Regions from separate parts of the Homo sapiens genome. Here region 1 is linked to region 2. A link is an interaction called in ENCODE POLR2A ChIA-PET data of the cell type or tissue named here. Cell type or tissue: GM12878. All regions are shown on one strand. Links, peaks and the distances in the headings refer to the core of each region. The heading gives the core; the rest is flanking DNA. Region 1 overlaps OIP5 (Opa interacting protein 5). Region 2 overlaps NDUFAF1 (NADH:ubiquinone oxidoreductase complex assembly factor 1).

What was found. ChIA-PET counts read pairs that join two places held together with the same protein. Peaks named below come from ENCODE experiments on the same cell type or tissue, not always from the same donor. Only the 100,000 strongest peaks of a DNase experiment are listed, where the experiment ranks them.
Region 1: POLR2A ChIA-PET joins it to region 2 with 5 read pairs; 14 of 35 experiments call an interaction of 5 or more read pairs at or near these places.

Annotation. Positions count from the first base shown.
Region 1 is chr15:41,322,619-41,325,531 of GRCh38, reverse strand. All of the region lies in intron 2 of OIP5 (Opa interacting protein 5), which reads left to right. Among named protein-coding and RNA genes, the nearest start is that of OIP5, 8.5 kb to the left of the region's middle. In GM12878, for the core only: no CTCF peak of the experiment used is centred there; a DNase peak (open chromatin) is centred at 1,693.
Region 2 is chr15:41,395,392-41,398,304 of GRCh38, reverse strand. It overlaps NDUFAF1 (NADH:ubiquinone oxidoreductase complex assembly factor 1), which reads left to right. Exons shown (of 5, transcript NM_016013.4): 2 at 1,165-1,818. The coding sequence starts at 1,246. Among named protein-coding and RNA genes, the nearest start is that of NDUFAF1, 5.6 kb to the left of the region's middle. In GM12878, for the core only: no CTCF peak of the experiment used is centred there; no DNase peak of the experiment used is centred there.

The DNA of each region.
Region 1 (2,913 bases), core at 233-2,732, 73 kb after region 2:
GGTTTGTGACAAGCTTTTGTTGAGCAAGTCTGTTGACACCATTTCTAACAGCATGTGCTCACTTTGTGTCTCTGTGTCACATGTTGGTAATTCTGGCAGTTTTTATTTTTATTATTTATTTATTTTGAGACGGAGGCTCGCTCTGTCACCCAGGCTGGAGTGCAGTGGCGTGATCTAGGCTCACTGCAAGCTCAGCCTCCTGGGTTCACACCATTCTCCTGCCTCAGCCTCCCGAGTAGCTGGGACTTACAGGGGCCCGCCACCACACCCGGCTAATTTTTTTGTAGTTTTAGTAGAGATGGGGTTTTACCATGTTAGCCAGGATGGTCTTGATCTCCTGACCTCATGACCTGCCTCCCTCGGCCTCCCAGAGTGCTGGGATTACAGCCACTGCGCCCGGCCAATTCTGGCAGTTTTTAAAACCTTTTCATCATTATGTCTGTTAACACTGATCTGTGATCAGTGATCTTTGCTGTTACTATTGTAATTGTGGGATGCCACAAACCGCACCCATTGAAGATAGCAAACTTAATCAATACATGCCTGTGTTTTGACTTCCACCAACTAGCCATTCAGTCTTGCCTTCTCAGGCCAATTAATAACCCAACAATGGCCTTTAAGTGTTCAAGTGAAAGAAAAAGTTGCAAGTCTCTCATTTTAAATCAAAAGCTAGAAATGATTAAGCTTAGTGAGGAAGGCATGTGAAGTCATGCCAAATTGTGAATATGAAGAAAAAAAATGGGGTTAGGCGCGGTGGCTCACGCTTGTAATCCCAGCACTTTTGGGAGACTGAGGCGGGTGGATCACATGAGGTCAGGAATTCAAGACCAGCCTGACCAACATGGTGAAACCCCATCTCTACTAAAAATACAAAATTAGCCGGGCATGGTGGCGCACACCTGTAATTCCAGCTCTTTGGGAGGCTGAGGCAGGAGAATTGCTTGAACCCGGGAGGCGGAGGTTGCAGTGCACCAAGAACACACCATTGCACTCCACCTTGGGCAACAAGAGCGAAACTCCATCAAACAAACAAACAAATAAATAAATGGAAATTAAAAGTGCTATTCCAGTGATAAGCTGATATGGAGAAAGTTTGAGTGGTATGAGTAGAAGATCAAATCAGCCACAACATTCCTTTAAACTAAAGCCTAATCCAGAACAAGGCCCTAACTCTGTTCAATTCTGTGAAGGCTGAGAGGTGAGGAAGCTGCAGAAGAAGTTTAGAGTATCAAATGTTGGCTCGGTGCAATGGCTCACGCCTGTAATCCCAGCACTTTGGGAGGCCGAGGTGGGTGGACTGGTTGAACCCAGGAGTTTGAGACCAACCTGGGCAACATGGTGAAATGCTGTCTCTACAAAATACAAAAAAATTTAGCCGGATGTGGTGGCGCACACCTATAGTCCCAGCTGCTTGGGAGGCTGAGAAGGAAGGCTGGCTTGAGCCCAGAGAGGTCGAGGCTGCAATGGAGCTGTGATTGTGCCACCACACTCCAGCCTGGGTGGGTGACAGAGCAAGACCATCTTAAAAAAAAAAAAAAAAAAAAAAGCAGAGGTTGGTTCATGAGATTTAAGGAAAGAAACCTTCTCCATAACAAAAGTCCAAAGTGAAACAGCAAGTACTGATGCAGAAGCTACAGAAAATGAAAGTGGGTACACTAAAGAACATATTTTCAGTGCAGATGAAACAGCCTTCTGTTGGAAGAAGATACCATCTCAGACTTTCATAGGTAGAAAGGAGAAGTCATTACCTGGCTTCAAAGGAGCTGGTCACAGTGACTCACATGTGTAATCCCAGCACTTTGGGAGACCAAAGTGGGAGGATTGCTTGAGCACAGGAGTTCAAGACCAGCCTGGGCAACATAGCAAGAACCTGTCTCTACGAAAAATTTAAAAATTAGATGGGCATTTTAGTGTGTACCTGTGGTCCCAGCTACTTGGAAGGCTGAGGTGGGAGGATCACTTGAGTCTGGGATGTCAAGGCTGTAGTGAGCTGTGATTGTACCACTGCACTCCATCCAAAAGAAAAAGAAAAAAAAGCTTCAAAGGACAGGCTTTCTTGTTAGGGGCTATTGCAGCTGGTGACTTTAAGTTGAAGTCAATGCTCATTTACTATTACTATCTATAGCTACTATAGATAGTTATTCCTCTGATGGATCTGGGCAAAGTAAATCAAAAACCTTCTGGAAACCCAGCTAAATTTTGTATTTTTAGTAGAGACGGAGTTTCACCATGTTGACCAGGCTGTTCTCAAACTCCTGATCTCAAGTGATCTGCCTGCCTCCCAAAATGCTGGGATTACAAGCGTGAGCCATTGCGCCCGAATGGAAATTAAATTAATTTCCACTGAGACATTTGTTTATAAGTACTGTGCTTTGTCTGAATTAATTAATTCCTACGTGGAATTTCAAATTAATGACACTTTATTTCATATTTTGCTTTTTGGTTAACTATATTCACAAGATTACATTACTATATGTGTGGTGTGGGTGTGGGACTTCATTTACCAATAAACTCAATATATTGTTATTTGTTCTTTTTTAGTATCCACTGACATGAATATTTCTTTTTAGCTATGTGATTTTTTTTTTTCTTTTTTAAGATGGAGTTTCGCTCTTGTTGCCCAGGCTGGAGTGCAGTGGCACAATCTCCGCTCACTGCAACCTCCGCCTCCCAGGTTCAAGCGATTCTCCTGCCTCACCCTCCTAAGTAGCTGGGATTACAGGCACCCGCCACCAGGCCTGGCTAATTTTTTTATTTTTAGTAGAGACAGGGTTTCGCCACGTTGGCCAGGCTGGTCTCGAACTCCTGACCTCAGGTGATCCACCCGCCTTGGCCTCCCAAAGTGCTGGGATTACAGGCGTGAGCCATCATGCCCGGGCTAGCTATGTGATTTTTATGTTGTATTTTGTTAAT
Region 2 (2,913 bases), core at 147-2,646:
GTCAAGGCTGGTCTCGAACTCCTTACCTCAGGTGATCCATCCGCCTCGGCCTCCCAAAGTGTTGAGATTACAGGCGTGAGCTACCACACCTGGCCTGACCCAGTCTCTTATAAAAAGAAAAGAAAAAAAAAAGGCCGGGGACAGTGCATCATTCCTACAGCCCAGCACTTTGGGAAGCCGAGGGGAGAATCACTGGATCCTAGGAGTTCAAAACCATCATGGGCAACACAGGGAGATCTATTTCTTTTTCTTTCTTTCTGTTTTTTTTTTTTTTTTTTTTTGAGACAGAGTCTCGCTCTGTTGCCAGGCTGGAGTGCAGTGGCACGATCTTGGCTCACTGCAGCCTCCTCCTCCCAGGTTCAAGGAATTCTTTTGCCTCAGCCTCCTTAGTAGCTGGGACCACAAGTGCGCACCACCACACCCAGCTAAGTTTTGTATTTTTAGTAGAGACGGGGTTTCACCATGTTGGCCAGGATGGTCTCAATTTTTTTTTTTTTTTTTTTCCCGAGACAGAGTCTCGCTCTGTCGCCCAGGCTGGAGTGTAGTGGCGGGATCTCCGCTCACTGCAAGCTCTGCCTCCTGGGTTGACGCTATTCTCCTGCTTCAGCCTCCCCAGTAGCTGGGACTACAGGCGCCCGCCACCACACCCGGCTAATTTTTTGTATTTTTAGTAGAGACGGGGTTTCACCGTGTTAGCCAGGATGGTCTCGATTTCCTGACCTCGTGATCCACCCGCCTCGGCCTCCCCAAGTGCTGGGATTACAGGCGTCAGCCACCGCGCCCGGCCCAGTCTCTATCTCTTGACCTCGTGATCCACCCACCTCAGCCTCCCAAAGTGCTGGGACCGTGCCTGGCCAGGGAGATCCATTTCTACAAAAAATTTAAAAATTAGCTGGGCATGGTGGTGTGTGCTTGTAATCCCAGCTACTTGGGTGGCTGAGATGGGAGGATCATTTGAGCCCAGAAAGTAGAGGCTACAGTGAGCTGTGATTGTGCCACTGTACCCAGCCTGGGCCACAGAGCAAGACCTTGTCTCAAATAATAATAATAATAATAGTAAACAAATAAGTTAACAAACTTCAAAATACCTGATTTCTGTTGAATTTGAAATTGTGATGCATTCATTGCTATGCTGATAATTCTTCAATGTCTCTTCTGTTATAGGTAGAATTGGGCTATTTGCTGAAGCTTCTTGGTGGCCCTTGCTAGCCCAGGAAGAAACTTACATTTTGATTTTTTTGTACCATGGCTTTGGTTCACAAATTGCTGCGTGGTACTTATTTTCTCAGAAAATTCTCTAAGCCAACTTCTGCCTTGTATCCATTTTTGGGTATTCGCTTTGCAGAGTATTCCAGTAGTCTTCAGAAACCAGTGGCTTCTCCTGGCAAAGCCTCCTCACAGAGGAAGACTGAAGGGGATTTGCAAGGAGATCACCAGAAAGAAGTTGCTTTGGATATAACTTCTTCTGAGGAGAAGCCTGATGTTAGTTTCGATAAAGCAATTAGAGATGAAGCAATATACCATTTTAGGCTTTTGAAGGATGAAATTGTGGATCATTGGAGAGGACCGGAAGGCCACCCTCTGCATGAGGTCTTGCTGGAACAAGCCAAGGTTGTCTGGCAATTCCGGGGGAAAGAAGATTTGGATAAGTGGACAGTGACTTCTGATAAGACGATTGGAGGCAGAAGTGAAGTGTTTTTGAAAATGGGCAAGAATAACCAAAGTGCACTGCTATATGGAACTCTGAGCTCTGAGGCGCCTCAGGACGGGGAGTCTACCCGAAGTGGGTACTGTGCAATGATATCCAGGATTCCAAGGGTAGGTGAGGCCCAGGAGCCATCGTTTTCTAGTAAACAGGGGTGAACTTCATTGTAGCATAAACTATAGAAGATAGCTTTTGTTTCTGTAAATGAAAACACCTGGCATGTTATATTTGGCACCTCACCTGTGTCTGGGGATAAGTAACTATTGGCACAAGTGTGAAGTGGAAGCACAAGGGGGAAGTGGTTTCTGAGGAGGAGGAGTTAACTTGTTTCTGCGCATTGCTTTGGGCCAGGAACGAGCATTGTTATGTTTCAGGAATCCTGAGAGGTTAGACATTTGAAAGATTTTTGGAGAGATTTTCATCTCCTCTAAAAAAGACCACAACCTCTGTAATGACCAGGGGTTTTGTAGAGTGGATGTAGGGTTAGCCTGTGGCTTTCTTTTTTTTTTTTTGAAACGGAGTCTTGCTCTGTCGCCCAGGCTAGAGTGCAGTGGCGTGATCTCGGCTCACTGCAACTTCCGCCCTCCAGGTTCAAGCGATTCTCCTGCCTCAGCCTCCTGAGTAGCTGGGACTACTGGTGCACACCACCACGCCCAGCTAATTTTTGTATTTTTAGTAGAGACAGGGTTTCACCATGTTGGCCAGGCTGGTCTTGAACTCCTGACCTCAGGTGATCCACCCCACCCTTGGCCTCCCAGAGTGCTGGACATGGTGGTGCATGCCTGTAATTCCAGGTACTTGGGAGGCTGAGGCAGGAGAATTGCTTGAACTCTGGAGGCAGAGGTTGCAGTGAGCTGAGATCGTGCCATTGCACTCCAGTCTGGGCAACAAGAGCGAAACTTTGTCTCAAAAAAAAAAAAAAAAAAAAAAGGCCGGGCGCAGTGGCTCATGCCTGTAATCCCCACACTTTGGGTGGCCAAGGTGGGCGGATCACCAGGTCAGGAGATCGAGACCATCCTGGCTAACACGGTGAAACCCCGTCTCTACTAAAAATACAAAAAAATTAGCCGGGTGTGGTTTTGGGCGCCTATAGTACCAGCTATTCGGGAGGCTGAGGCAGGAGAATGGTGTGAACCCAGGAGGCAGAGCTTGCAGTGAGCTGAGATTGCACCACTGCACTCCAGCCTGGGTGACAGAGCAAGACTCCG